Regions from separate parts of the Mus musculus genome. Here region 2 is linked to region 1. Evidence: chromatin loops called from intact Hi-C (ENCODE). Cell type or tissue: heart. All regions are shown on one strand.

Region 1 (8,000 bases):
GTGGGTGCCGGGAATTGAACTTAGGTCTCTGGAAGAGCAGCCAATGCTCGTAAGTGCTGAGCCATCTTTCCAACCCCTATGTAAGCATCCTTTTGATGAGTAAATGAATGATTATAACCACACAAACTATCTTAGTTATCCATTATAACCACTAACGTTTACAACATTTACCTAATCATACTAAAAGCTATTACCAGCTATGTGCCATATGGACAAGTCTACTTTCTCAGCTTTCTTGTATCTAAAATGGGGCTAATAATGACACCCCACTTGCAGGTTATTTGAGACTGAACTGCAATTCATGTCAAGCAGTCTTACGGAGACCTGGTGGTATTTACTGTGACTAATGAGAGATGACTTTTTACTTATGTACCATTTTATTGTCACTAACAAAGGATTTTTTAAAAAATTATTTACTGTTTTCTAAGGAAATCTTCAAGTATTTAAAAAGAATAGTATATGAAACCTCACATATATTATTATCCTCTTTCAATAATTATTAATATAAAGAAAATTTGAAAAGTATCCTTAACTTCTACTTTTTAAAAAAGGTGTATCTAGTATTATATAGCCTGTAACTGTCCAGAAAACCCTGGACATTGCAAACTAAGGGTGGAATCATACACAAATCCTTCTTCCCAACGCTCTACCATCTTAACTGACTACTTCTAGGTCCCAGGCAAGCACTGGCTTCTAGTGTCTCACAAGCAAGACGGTGAAGCCAATGTAACAAAGAACAGGTGGGCAGCCCCATCCTCCATCCCCCAGTTCCATACCCCAGGGCTGGTCCAAAAAGAAACTGGATCATCCAGGGCTACACAGAAAGAGCAGAAAGGTTCACTGGAAGCTAAAAGAGACTATTGATTAGGATCAATAAATTCTAATGGCTTCTAGAACATAATAGGGAAAATTTGAAGAGTTTTCTTAGCATCTTTCCCCCTAGATTAAACTCATAGCTGTAGTAAAAGTTGTGTGCCCTCCCGCTCGTGTCAAGAGACAGTAATGAATCCTTTGGTGGTAATGGTAGTCCACAGTGAAAGTCAAATTCATCCCAAACTTATATTCAAAGACTTCTTGGAGTCTTCCGTTGACTTGCACCCCTGGAGCAGAGATTCATACACATAACTGGACTTTGAAGGAGGCTGCATTACAGCATCTCTCACTATCTAGAGCAACACTGGCCGAGGGAGCTCAAAAGATGAAAAGGCTCTTTTCATTTCTTTGTTGTCCATGCCTTAGCTGGGGTCTACATACATGGCTGTGGAGCTCTTCAGTATGACTAGTGTAACCCAAGAGCTAGCAACAAGTGGCTATCAGTACAACTCTAGAAGGCACTCTCTGACCAAGTGACTAACAAACTGGTTTATATATCCATCCTAAGAAATACATAGTTATCAATAAAAATTAGGAAATCAATAACTGCTTGTGTCTGCTAACTTTAAACAGTGGGACGGCTCCTATGGAAATCTCTATCTTAATCACAGAGGACCACTCTGCTTCATGGACTTACAAGATGAGGTTCTTCAGGTCAGAGGAGTAGTTGATTGTCACCAATTCCATGGCTTTCTGTAAATTTTCTCGCTGAATTCCTGCCAAAGAGTTGCAAGCCAAAGCCAACACAACTTTTCCTAATGATATCAGATCTGCTTGCTGACATGAGAAAATAAACATAACTTTTAATTTCTGCTTTACAGGTATATTTTCAAACACACTGAACACATCACCTAACAGGAATAGCACATTATGAGAGAGAGACAGAGACACAGAGAGAGAAAAAGAGAAAAGAGAGAGAGAGAGAGACAGAGAGACACGAGGAGCATGGTTACTTGTAAGAATCACTGTGACTTTACTGAGCCTCTCTGTCACAGTCTCATTTAATTAATAGGTCCAAACATTTGAGGGCATCCAAGTCATCCTAATGAAAGCATTTCTAGGACCACCATACTTTTAGGAAACATTACTGTAAACAATTTACATTCCAATTATGGAACTGTTGCTTTTACAAGCTTTTATGTTTTCGGGGGTGGGGGATGGGTGCAGGAGGGGGTTGAGACAGGTACCAAGACAACTCTGAAGTAGCTTTCTCTTCCCACCTTTACATGCAGGCTACAGAGATTCACCTCAAGAGGTCTCCAGGCTAACATGATAGATGTCTTAATGTGCTGAGCTATCTCTCTCACTTGTTCCAACATTTGTATTTTTATTCTGAAATTTTAAATGCAACTGATACTCTTCCCCGTTTCACAGAACTGAGGGCCACTACATGCTTGCTTTGCCAAGATCACTGTGACTAAACACACATTTCCTGAGTTCAAGATAGCCATGTGAATGTGGAGACAAGACAGCCCCCTACAAGTAAGCATTCAGATCACAGTTATCATAGAACATCAAAACGGCAGACATCAATGACACCCCGTGTCTTTGTTTTCCAATAGTGAGCTATTTTTGCTCACTGATAATAATAGGTCTTTGAATTCTTTTTCCCTCCATTTTTTGTTTTAAAAATGGTCCATTATCGTGAGGTTTTCCTTCTAACAGTGGTCATCAGGACCTTCCTAACGCTGTGACCCTTTAATACAGCTCCTCATGGGGTGGTGACGCCTACCTATAAAGTTGTTTTCATTGCTATTTCATAACTGTGGTTTTGCTACTGTTATGGATTATAACAATCTAATATCTGACCCCTGGGAAAGGGTCATTTGACCTTTAAAGGGGTCACAACCCCCAGACTGAAAACCACTGTTCTAAAAGAATTTGAGCACTGCTTACAACTCCAGCAAACAGCCGGGCATGCTGGCGCACGCCTTTAATCCCAGCACTCTGGAGGCAGAGGCTTTTTTTTTTTTTTTAAAGATTTATTTATTTATTATATGTGTGTAGCTGTCTTCAGATACTCCAGAAGAGGGCATCAGATCTCATTACAGATGGTTGTGAGCCACCATGTGGTTGCTGGGATTTGAACTCAGGACTTTTGGAAGAGCAGTCGGTGCTCTTAACCGCTGAGCCATCTCACCAGCCCCGGCAGGCGGATTTCTGAGTTCCAGGACAGCCAGGGCTATACAGAGAAACCCTGTCTCAAAAAACAAAAACAAACAAACAAACAAACAAAAAACAAAACAACTCCAGCAAACAAAACAGTCCCTAGCAATACTCCTCTACAATGACAATCATCACATGCCTAAAAGAATGTGGTTGCTTTAAGCATGGAATACAATTGAAGTAACTTTTACTGATGATTTCTATAAATACTTAGGATCTGAGATACCAAGTCAGTTACTGAATCCATGTTCATCTACTGAACATTTTTTTTTCTTATAGGAGTTTTCAAATCTAGCCATACATTAAAAACATCCAAAGAGCCGGGTGTGGTGGTGCACGCCTTTAATCCCAGCACTCGGGAGGCAGAGGCAGGTGGATTTCTGAGAAAGAGGCTAGCCTGGTCTACAAAGTGGGTTCCAGGACAGCCAGGGTTATACAGAGAAACCCTGTCTCGAGAAACCAAAAAAAAAAAAAAAAAAAAAAAAAAAAAAAAAAAAAAAATCCAAAGAGCTAAAATACAAACCAAATTAAATAAAATGATGTCTAAGTAGCCTCCTCCTCGCATGAGTTTTGGTTATGTGTGTGTAGCTGTCTTCAGTTACTCCAGAAGAGGGCATCAGATTTTTGTTACAGATGGTTGTGACCCACCATGTGGTTCAAAATAAGTTCAAAATAAGTGATAAAGTCTAGGGGTTGGTGTGTCTGTTCTGAGTGGCTGAGAAGCATGGGGCCTTGATAGAATATGAAATGGGCATGCAGGGAGCCAAGGGTTCTAAGGATTCACCAGTGAACTGCAGCAACAGATGGCTATCCCTAACATTTGACCTAAATAGTTTACATGCTAGACTCCATTACTAAAACACTTAGCTATTCAAACTCAACATTTTATTCAAAACTACCAGTACAGCCCTGACATTTTACACATGAGTTTCTGTGATCAGGTGAAAACTGAGTAAATGTACAAAATATGTTGAATTTGTTGGAAGAAGCCAAGGATTAATACCAGATTTAGGGACCCTGACTGCAGCCTGGTGTGGGAGGGCGCAGGTTGGTGGGAGGTGCCAATGTCATCCCTGTCTGGCTACTGAAAGTTAGGAGTCCTTCAGTCAACGTAAGAACAAATAAAATCTCCCAAGTTGTGCTGATGAAAGTACAAAACTTTTGGCTTTGAGAAATACGTAGTATTTCCCATTTCTACACGGTTTCAATACATTGTAGTCAGCAAAGTAAACTACAGGTGCTCATTTATCAAGTGTGTGAGCAGACTGTAACATCAGACAGCCTCCCAAGCTTTGAAACGGAACAAGTCTCAGTCTGGCTCTACCCTGGTTTGATGCCTTCCTCCTAAAATATTTCATATCCTATGTGAGAACAAAGGGCCCACAGGAGGGCTACGTGGGTATCTGAGTGTTGCACCTATCTAAAGCTGACTCGGGACGTAAACTCAGAAAGAAGATATACACACTACATAAAAGAATTTACATTACAACTTACTTTTAAATAAAAGATTAATAGTCTTCATTAGTTAAGAAATTTTGGCATTAATGACTCAAGGAACTCTTTTTTCCCCTGTATTTTCCAGCTAAATAATTTTCCATTTTTTTTGCTTCTTACCTCCATCTGGTTTTTACCCCCATTTGTTGAATTCAGGAGGTTCCCCCCAACTCATTTTCAGTGTCTTCCTGATTCTTGGTTTCTTGTTTTTTTTCTCTGATTTTATCTATGGCTCTACTTATGTCCACTTTACTGAAAGTCAGTCTCTAATCACGTGTCTGAAGCAGACTGTGAGAAATAGACTACAAGAAACAATGCGCTCCTCTCTCCTGAGCCCTCACAAAACAAAACAAAAAACAAACCTCCCCTTTGGGATTGTCTGTAAATCTCTTCTAGGCCTTGCTATAATAATCTATACAAAAATCTTCTACATCCATACAATAAAAAGAGAAAAGAAACCTGAGAAATGCATTTTACTGAAAAGTAAAGAGAGTGACAACTGGGTGAAAGCTGACAGTTTATAAATAAAGGCACTTTATTATAATTTTAAAATTTTATTTATAATAAAATGGTTGCCCCAGGCTTATAAAATAGCTGGTTGGTTGTAATTCAAGGTAATATCTATCTCCCTTTTAAAAAAGCCTCATTTTACAAGCTATTACACAATAAAGTAAGTGAAATAGTACCCATCTGCAAAACACAAAAAAGTGACTCAGAAAATTCAAAGTAGCCTTGTTTTATAGTAATAAGCAATAGTTTAGTGCTAGAGGTTGAACCCAAGGTTTTGTGCACAGCTTCTTAGTCAAATTCTATCTAAAATATACAGTGATAATCTTAAGACACGAGTTTTATTTTTTTTTTAGCCTGGACAAGAAGTTTCTAGATTCCTGGTAGTACTGGCTTTAAATACTATCCAAAAATGTAGCATAACTTTCTTAAGACATATCTAAATCACTAGTATTTAGTAATTTTCAGTCACATTCCGGCTCAAAGTAGCCTATTCTATCTTCAAACTCACTGACCTGCCTTCAGCCTACTCCCTAGTGCACACCTAGCTCATTAGTCACTTTTGGATGAAGATAAAAATTAGGCCAATGAGTTCCTAAGTATAACGCAGCAGCAGAAGACACTAAGAAATAACAGTCCATGAGAAGAGGAGGAGTAGACCATACTTAGATGGAAGAAATCTGCTGCTGGAGGTGTGCTCTGTGCTCACTCACATCACGATTCCTTCCCACATTGCCTACTGGATACCAGATATCAACCAAGGCAGCCTGCTAAGGTAGGCACAGCCAAGGGGAACTAAGATAGGAACGGCATGCAAACACATGGGTGTCAGAGTGCCTCTAAATCCCCAACAGCCGCAGACTGTCGCATGAAGCCAAACACAGAACAGGGCCCGGGACTCTTATTTCTCATCCCATCATTTCCTTCCTTCTTGTTCTGAAACTTGTCTTACCCTAAAGTAAACTAAAACTTCTTTTGAAACAAACCAAAGTTGAACAGTGGAGGACAACAGAATAGTGCCTCCTCATGTGACCAAGCCATTCTGCCTTGCATCAAACCTCAGATTAACAAGCAGCTAAACACAAATAAGCAAACCTCGCATGACTTCTTACACACAAAACCTAAAACCAGCTTTAGCAACAGCTGTATATCAATGTGAAGCACTGCAAGACAAACCAGCTACCCAGGTTCTTACATACAGGAATCCAAATGGAAGCGCCTACCCTACTCCTTCCCCACAGGGATAGTCTCTCTGTTTTTTTTTTTTTTTCAGTACTGGCATATGGAGAGCAATGCAGAGCCTGGAATTTGCTAAGAACTTTTCTACCACTAGATTACATACCCAGGAATGGGTTCTTAAGTTCTATGTCAATAAGAAAATAAGTAAGAAAATAGCTAAGAACACTATGGAGCATGAATCAGAAATAATAGAGTGAATTTAGAGAATAATAAAATTCTGGTAATATACAAAAAATGACAGCCTTTATGGCAACAAAGGAAAAACATAGGACAGGGTGCTCTAATGTCAATCCTTGGAAGATAATGTAGTAGGACAAGCATTCTAGAGTAAAACTAACAGCTATCAAACACTGAGCAGGAAAACTTAAAACCCCAAATACTTTAAAACCAAGTTTAGCTTAAGAGAAAAAACAAAAAAAAAAAACCAAAAACCAAAATAAGCAGCCATACTAATTCTTACTCACCTGGTACTGAGCCATTAATGCCAAAGGATTATTATTTTGACTGTTATCAAATGTTAAAACATCAAAGACTCCTACACAATTTACTCGTAACCTGTAAGGATCAAAACAATTTAAAGAACATAATTAAGATGGGATCTAAAATGTTAATGACTAATGTCCATCTCCATCCTCCCCACCCACAAAACCAACAACCATTTCAAAGATCATGAAACTCAGCCTGAGAGACATTAAATGGTGCGACTCCAGGCATAAAGTTAGTAACTGAAAAGAGCCGGAATGGTAATCCTTCACTTTCCTAAAGATGCAGCTGACACTGTGTCTTAGCTGTGTTCTTAGCGTCTTACTTGTTTTAACTCAAACCTCTGAATGAGTTTATCAGACAGTCACAGCACTGGCTAGCAGCACTGCTGAAGCTTAGAAAAGCCAAAAATTTCCTCAATTATCAACAGGCAAGAAAATGAACCAGGGCACTTTGGGGCTTTACTGTTTTGTTGGTTTTTACTCTGTGTGTGTGTGTGTGTGTGTGTGTGTGTGTGTGTGTGTGTGTGTGTATGTGTATGTGTGTAGGGTCTGTCTCTATGTTGTAGCCCAAGCTGTTAGCCTCCCAAGTAACGAGACTATAGGTATTAACCCCAAGGTCCAGTCACTATCTTCACTTCCACATGCTGTGCTGCCCAAAACAACTTGCAAAATATTATGGACACTAAAGTATTAGCTGAAGCTAAGATCTCTGTTACCTCACTGTATTATCCTCAACACTTAGATCCTAATCAATAATCATTTAACAACTTGTTAACAATACAAACTCTGTAGACTTCCTACATCACCAGCTGTGCAGGCAGAGCCCACCAATCTGAGACTGACTTACGGTGCAACTTAAGAATGATGGTTCTGTACAAGAAAGTGGTGCTGATACTTTTGTCTTTATTGTCAAATACCTTTGTGACTCTTGCCAACCTTTCTAAGGATAATTCACAACCATCTGTTAACTCCAGGGAACCTAATAACTTCTTCTGGCTTCCATGGGCACCAAGCACATGTGATGCACACATATGTATGCAGGCAGAACACACAACACACACACACACACACACACACACACACACACACACACACACACACACTAAATAGATCACTAAAGAAAAATGACAAGAAACCCAGATTCAGAACATTGAAAATGCTAGTACCTTGTTTTGCTGGTTATCAGAATCTTCGTTGGGTCCATTACTCTACAGGCCAAACCTGCTGTATGAATGG
Region 2 (8,000 bases), 110 kb after region 1:
GCTCCTACTGTCCCTTCTGGGTCTCTGGGGCTTCAAGCCCTAGCTTGACCTTACCAGGCTTCCTCTCACTGTCCACCACTCCACACCCTGTGCCATCCACCATTTAACTGTATGGGGCCCCATGAGCACCTCTGCATACCATGACTGGGTATTGACAGGCCAGATCATAGACAGGTGATCTGAGTTATTATGGGTTCCAAGAATGCAACAGCTAAGGTATACCTGGAACTCAGCCTTCCACACTATGACCTTCAGAGACACACCCTTCTCTAGCTTTCCCTTTCTGTCCCTCTGCAGTATTGGAGGGGGTGATTAAGATACCAAGTGTAAGCGTCTACATTTGCCATAAAGTTCTGTAGTTGCCCACTGTCTTAGTGTTTTACTGCTGTGAACAGACACCATGACCAAGACAACTCATATAAGGACAACATTTAATTGGGGCTGGCCTATAGGTTCAGAGGTTCAGTCCATTATCATCAAGGCGGGAGCATGGCAGCATCCAGGCCAGCATGGTGCTGGAGGAGCTGAGAGGTCTACATCTTCATCTGAAGGCTGCTAGGAGAAGACTGACTTCCAGGGAGCTAGGATGAGAGTCTTAAAGCCCATGGCCACAACTACACACTTCCTGCAACAAGGCCACACCTCCTAATAGTGCCACTCCTAGGCCAAGCATATTCAAATCATCACTCCTACCACGAAGAGCATTTTATTTTTAACCAAAGCTGATATAGCATTAGTTTGTAGGAATAAATGTGGTTGATTAGAAGGCAATTTGATAGGACATCGTGTTCAGTTGGCAACACATCAGTGGCTTCCCCATTAGGGCCTATGACTTCCCCAGCCATGGGCTTTTGACCAGAGTACAGTGTCAGACAGGAATTGCCTCGTGTTGAGCAGGCCTCAAATCCAGTCAGAAAACAGTGGGTTGTCCCCCATAATAGACTTGCCCCTGCTGTACAAGTAGGCACATCTCTGGCTGGTCTGTAGTGTTTGCACCCAGAATTCACTGCTGAGTGAGACTGTGGCTGACAGTTCTCCCGCTGCAGCCTGCATAGCTCCCACTGGAAACGTGAGCCAGCAGAGATGAAGCCTCCAGCTCAGTTCCACTTGAGTTTCTGTATGTCTGGCGAACAAGGCGTATGAAATCATCAGCCACCTTCCAGCTCCGGTGGGCAACCAACATCAGTGGCAGTTGCCTGTATTCTTGTGACCAACAGCTCAAGGAAGTCCACCCTTTAAAGACAGGTATAGATTTTTAAAACATATTTCTAACTGTATGTTTGTCTGTTTGTACAGGTATCTACCAAGGCCCATAGATGTCAGAACCCCAAGAACTGGAGTAATAGTGGGTTCTGAGCTACCAGATGTGGGTGCTGGGGCCTGGATCCAGGTCCTCTGCAAGAACAACTGTGCTCTTTACCTCTGAGCATCTCCTGAACCCCACACACATTATTTCTAATTACAGTGGGCCTGGAATAGAAAATAATGTCAACAATCAAACTTTAAAAGAAAATAGGGAGTCTGGAGAGAGGACACGGCAGTTCAAAGCACTGGAGAGAGGGCACCGCAGTTCAAAGCACTGGAGAGAGGGCACAGCAGTTCAAAGCACTAGAGAGAGGACACAGCAGTTCAAAGCACTGGAGAGAGGACGCCGCAGTTTAAAGCACTGGAGAGAGGGCACCACAGTTCAAAGCACTGGAGAGAGGACACGGCAGTTCAAAGCACTCGAGAGAGGGCACCACAGTTCAAAGCACTGGAGAGAGGGCACCGCAGTTCAAAGCACTAGAGAGAGGACACAGCAGTTCAAAGCACTGGAGAGAGGACACAGCAGTTCAAAGCACTGGAGAGAGGACACAGCAGTTCAAAGCACTGGAGAGAGGACACCGCAGTTCAAAGCACTCAAGAGAGGGCACCACAGTTCAAAGCACTGGAGAGAGGGCACCGCAGTTCAAAGCACTGGAGAGAGGGCACCGAAGTTCAAAGCACTGGAGAGAGGACACGGCAGTTCAAAGCACTGGAGAGAGGACGCCGCAGTTCAAAGCACTGGAGAGAGGGCACAGCAGTTCAAAGCACTAGAGAGAGGACACAGCAGTTCAAAGCACTGGAGAGAGGACGCCGCAGTTCAAAGCACTGGAGAGAGGACACGGCAGTTCAAAGCACTGGAGAGAGGACGCCGCAGTTCAAAGCACTGGAGAGAGGACACAGCAGTTCAAAGCACTAGAGAGAGGGCACCGCAGTTCAAAGCACTGGAGAGAGGGCACCACAGTTCAAAGCACTGGAGAGAGGGCACCGCAGTTCAAAGCACTGGAGAGAGGGCACCGCAGTTCAAAGCACTGGAGAGAGGACACGGCAGTTCAAAGCACTGGAGAGAGGGCACCGCAGTTCAAAGCACTAGAGAGAGGGCACCACAGTTCAAAGCACTGGAGAGAGGACACCGCAGTTCAAAGCACTGGCTGCCGTTCCAAGAAGCAGGTTCAATTCTCAGCATCTGCATGACAGCTCACAACTGTCTGTAATAGGATCCCACACCTCCTCCTGGCCTCAGAGGGCACTGCATACAAATGATACACAAACATATGCAGGCAAAACATTCATACACAGAAAAGAATGTTTTATAAATAAGTGAATAGTAGTAGAGCTGGTAATTAGATGGCGGTAGGAAGCTTACCTAGCATGCTCAAGGTGGTGTGTTGGATTCCAGCAGCAAAAACTATGAAAAAATAATCGTTGTGAAAGAGACCAGCATTGAGGAGGCAAAGGCAGGTGTGTGGCTGTGAATTTGAGACCCGTCTGGTCTACAGACAGAGTTCCAGGCCAGTCAGAGCTGCATGATGTCTGAAAAACAAAACAAAATAAACACACCTTTAAATAACCCAAGAGGCTAAGAAAAAAATAATAGAACTAGAAAATATTTTTAAAAGATAATTTAACGTACATGTCCATTCTTATGAAATACTGTTAAAGACTATAAGAAAAGTAACTTTAGCCGGACAGTGGTGGCGCACGCCTTTAATCCCAGCACTTGGAAGGCAGAGGCAGGTAGATATCTGAGTTCAAGGCCAGCCTGGTCTTCAGAGTGAGTTCCAGGACATCCAGGACTATAAAGAGAAACCCTGTCTCAGAAAAAAAAAAGAAAGAAAGAAAAGGAAGAAAAACAACTTTAAATGAATGGATTAGGAATGAGACTAAAAATAAGTAATGACATCAGGGGGAAAAATATATGTAACCCAGATATTACTAATACACAGAACCAATAGTCAATAAACACCAAGTTAATAGAACTTATTCATTGAAAAAAATCTAACAGAATGAATGAATTTTGACCAAGGAATAGGAGCTCCTGTCTGAAATCCAGCACCTAGGAGTTCAATAAGAAGGAGCTCTGACTTGAGGTCAGCCTAGACTGACCAGTGAGTTTCTAGCCTAGCCCTGGCTATACCACCAAAGTCTGTTTTACTATATTGTTTAGATATAAATGGAAAAGTAAATGACTATAAAATTGAATAAAACACAATGAAAGATGAGTGTACCCCAGGAATGTAAGCATGACTTGACAGTTGAAAATCAGTACCAACCATCACATTAACAGCATAAGAGAAGGCTCCAATGGTTTCAGAAAAAAGCAATCCATGACGTTTAATGCCCGTGTTTATTTGTTGTTTGTTTGTTTGTTCTAAGTAATAAGCTAGAGGCTAGAGATATGGCTCAGCAGTTTCAACTGTGGCTGCTCTCGCCGGGAACCTGCATTAAAGTTCTCTGCACCCATGTCAGGCAGCTCACAACTGCCTAAAACCAGCTCCAGGGGATCTGACAGGCTCTTCCAGCTTCCAGGGACACCTACACACACGTGGTATATTCAAAAATCAGTAAACTATAAGTTGAATCCTATTTAGCACAAGTTGTATCAGTCATTTCCAAGACACGGTGTATGTGTTGCTGAAATGTTGAAAACCTTTCATCTGAGCCAGGCGTGGAGGCGCACGCCTTTAATCCCAGCACTTGGGAGGCAGAGGCAGGCGGATTTCTGAGTTTGAGGCCAGCCTGGTCTACAGAATGAGTTCCAGGACAGCCAGGGCTACACAAACCCTGTCTCGAAAAACAAAAAACAAAAAACAAAACAAAAAAAATTGATAAAAAGATTCATTTATTCACTTATTCCTGTATGTATATAGGAGGAACTTTTTTATTTTGTTCCATTTATAAATTCTTCCTTTTATTTCCTGAGCTATTGGAGTTCTGTTTATGAAATTGCTGCTTGGACCTACAGCTTAGTGAGTTTCCCATTTTGTTCTAATACTTTCAAAATTTAAGATTTTTTTTAAATGCCACTGTTATGCGATTTAATAGAATTATGGAATTGTAATAAGCACAGCTGACACTAAGAGTTTAAGACAAATAAAACCATGAACTGTATGCCCTGGGCATCTGCTGTCCCTGTGTTTAACAGCAGTCGGTGTGATGAGTCGGTTAGAACTTCTAATGCAGTAATCTAGCATGTCAATCCTGACGAAATGGGAAATGAGCAAGCTGCCTAGTGAGACAAGACGTATCACAGAGCTCTAGGGTTGACTGAGCAGTCCTGCCTCAGCGAATAGGGTAAGGAGAAACAGCAAAATTCTCAACATCAACCTCAGGTCTTCACATGCACATGCATGCATGCATGCAACACTGTTTTAAAGGGTATTTAATTTGCTATTTTCTCATTGCTGTGCCTAAATACCTGACCAGAAGTGATTTACAGTAGCAAGGGTTCTATGACTTACAGTTTAAGAGGGGCCATGCCATGGCAGGGAAAGGAGCCCGCAGGAAGGATCGTGAGGGATCGTGAGGCAGCTAGTTACATTCATCAGCAGTCAGGAAGCCGAGAACAGGAAATGGGGCTGGGCTATAAGACCTCAAAGTTGGCTCCTTGGGAGCCACTTTGTCCAGCAAGGCTGCACCTCCTCCAAGAGTCATAACAGCGCCACCAGCTGGAGGCAGAGTGGAAACACATGAGCCTAACTCATTTTGTGTGTGTGTGTGTGTGTGTGTGTGTGTGTGTGTGTGTGTGTGTGTGTGTAGGGAGTTGCTGAGGTGGGAGCATTTGATATACAAACCACAGGAACTCATTGTGTGTGTGTGTGTGTGTGTGTGTGTGTGTGTGTGTGTGTGTGTGTGTGTAGGGAGTTGCTGAGGTGGGAGCATTTGATATACAAACCACAGGAAGCATTTCATCCATTTTGAGTTGACTTAGGAGAGAGACAGACAGATTATCTAGATCCCTTGTCCAAGTGAACACCCTATTTCCCCAACCCCATTTGTTGAAGTTTTATACAACATCTGTTTTGGGCATGGACACTTTTAACAAGAATCAGAGAGCTGGGCCTGTTGGTATATGTCTTCTCTTAGGGATGTTCTGTTCCATTCATACATATGTTTGCTTTCTGCATAAACCAGGCGAGTTTTGTTAGTGTGGTTCTGTAGTGTGTATGAAGTCAGGTATTTCTTCTTTCTGTTATTTTGACAATTTGGAGTCCATAAAAATTTTAGGATTTTTTTCCCTATAAGTATAGCCATTCCATCTGATCCATGAACAAAGTAGGTGTTTCCATCTTCTAATGTCATCTTTAATTTTGCTCTTTAATTCTTCAATGCTAAGTTTCACCTCTTTGGTTAAGTTGCTGTTGTTATTCTTGTTGTTATCTGAGACAGGTTTCCCCTCTGTTGCCCTGGCTGGCCAGGAACTCTGTTTGTAGATCAGGCTGGCCTCAAACTCACAGAGATCCACCTGCCTCTGCATCCCCAGTGCTGGGATTGAAGGTGTGAGGGAGGTACTACCAAAGGCTTTTTGTTGAGTTGACTCCTAAGTGTTTTCTTTTGGTTTCATTAGGGATGGAACCCAGGGCTTTGTACACAGTGGACAACTGCTTTACCACTGAGCTACCCCTGCATGTCTGGCTTTTTCCTGGTATTGTGAATGGGGTTGTTTTCTTGATCTAGTTCTCCATAAACTCATTACTGGTGTGTGAAAGATGTTGATTTCTGAATACTGCTGCTTCACCAGAGTTATCAACTCTACAGTCCTCTGGTGGAGTCCTTAGGGTCTGCTAAGTATAGAGTCATGCCTTCTGCAACAGGGGTGACTTGTCCTCCCTTTCCTGTCCGTATCCTTATTGTGTTCTCATGCCGAATTTGCTTTGCCTAAAATTTGAAATACCTGACCAAGCCAGCCCAGTCAGTCAACAGGGTCTTGAGGGAGGGAGTAAGGATTAAAAAAAAAAAAGACTATTAGACAACATTATAACATGACCCCAGCCAGGGCCTAACCAGGGCTTCCCCGCCCCCCAGTCTGATTATACCACTCTAGGTATATGCAAAGAGTAGGGTTAGTTCTAGATCAAAGGCAAAGTAGTCTAGTCAAGGAATAAACAAGGCAATAAACAGAGCCACGTGGTCACTGTGTCTAGGGGTTTATGAGGCTGAGGCATTACGAGGAATACTGTACATTCCCCAGCTGTATTCATCTTGAGCCTTGTCCTAGCCCAAGGCCAAATTCTTGTCTGAGCCTACTCCCTTGTCTTGTGACCAGGGTCTTGCTTTGAGTTTCTGTCCTGACTTCTCTGGATAATAACACCCTGTAAGACGAAATAAACCCTTTCCTTCTCAAGTTGTTTTTGGTTACCGTATTTATCACAGCAATAGAAACCTAAGTAAGACAAGAGACAAGAGCCTCCTTACTGAGGTTTTCAGGGCTTTTATAATGAAGGAATGTTAAGCAATAAATATCAAGGTTTTTTGAACATCCACTGAGATAATATGATTTCAAGTAACTTTTATCCCTGATTTTTAATGTGTTTTATATTATGCTTATTGTCATGATGAACCATCCATGGGCTAAAACCAACTTGATTATCATGTCTGAGTTATTAATATGTTTCCAAGCATCTTTTTTTTCCTCTATCTCTCTTCAAACAGGGTTTCTCTGTGTAGCCCTGGCTTTCCTGGAACTCTGTAGAGCAGAGCTCTACCTGTCTCTGCCCCTGGAGGGCTGAGATTAAGAGAATGATAGATATCCAACACCACTGCCTAGCATAGTCCCAAACATCTCTTTTTGTTTGTTTCTTTGTTTCCAAGTATCTTTTTTTTCTTTTTTTCTTTTTCTTTCTTTTTTTTTTTTTTTTTCCGAGACAGGATTTCTCTTTATAGCTCTGGCTGTCCTGGAGCTCACTTTGTAGACCAGGCTGGCCTAGAACTCAGAAATCCGCCTGCCTCTGCCTCCCGAGCGCTGGGATTAAAGGCGTGCACCACCATGCCAGGCTGTTTTCAAGTCCGGCTGTTTCCAAGTATCTTAATTGATGAATTTTGCCACTGTATTTATGAAGGGTATTGTTACATAGTTTTGTTGAGGATGTTATTATATCAGGTTTTTAACAGTGTAATAGCAGCTTTGTAGATTGGAGTTTGGAAACATTCTTTCAGTGTCTGTTTTGCAGGATAGTTTGAGGAGCACTGATACTAGCTTTTCTTTAAAGGTCTGACAAGATTTGGGCGTGGATCTTTCCTGTCGGGGCTTCTGTTGGAGACTTTTCCATAATGCTGTGCTCTCTTTGATTATTGTCACCTTGTTTAAGTTTCTTTACATCATCATGTTTCCATTCCATGGGTAATAGGTATGTATGTGTGGGGCGGGGGGTGGGGGGGAGACAGAGAGACAGAGTCACAGAGAAAGACACAGAGAGAGAGAGAGACAGGGAGAGAGAGAGAGAGAGAGAGCTGTCGTTTTCTAAGGCACTGGCATTTGCTTTTCAACCTCTTCCCCAATGATCCTGTGGGGTTTACTGCCATCTGCTGTACCATTACCTTCACCTCTCTAGCGTACTCACTTGAGCAGGCACAGCTATTAATTAATTATAGTATGTCTACGGGTTCTTTTCTAGTTGTGTCCACTGGGATAATAAACGCTTCCTCTACCTGGCTTTATGTCTCCTGGTTTGGACATAAAGCCAGACGATTTGGAGAAT

Evidence for each region. A loop is a pair of places that touch in the nucleus more often than their neighbours do. Peaks named below come from ENCODE experiments on the same cell type or tissue, not always from the same donor. Only the 100,000 strongest peaks of a DNase experiment are listed, where the experiment ranks them.
Region 2: a loop joins it to region 1, with 2.7 times the contacts of the local background. A loop is called at or near these places in 7 of 42 quality-filtered maps.

The regions. Positions count from the first base shown.
Region 1 is chr5:147,530,051-147,538,050 of GRCm38, reverse strand. Pan3 (PAN3 poly(A) specific ribonuclease subunit) reads right to left here. Exons shown (of 19, transcript NM_028291.5): 12 at 7,931-8,000; 13 at 6,744-6,834; 14 at 1,511-1,650. Among named protein-coding and RNA genes, the nearest start is that of Pan3, 100 kb to the right of the region's middle. In heart, a CTCF peak has its summit at 3,642 (motif pointing right); no DNase peak of the experiment used is centred here.
Region 2 is chr5:147,415,465-147,423,464 of GRCm38, reverse strand. D5Ertd605e (DNA segment, Chr 5, ERATO Doi 605, expressed) reads right to left here and starts at 4,845. Exons shown (of 3, transcript NR_033625.2): 1 at 4,764-4,845; 2 at 2,669-2,835; 3 at 421-1,233. In heart, CTCF peaks have their summits at 4,942 (motif pointing left) and 7,845 (motif pointing left); a DNase peak (open chromatin) is centred at 4,884; H3K4me3 peaks cover 182 bases.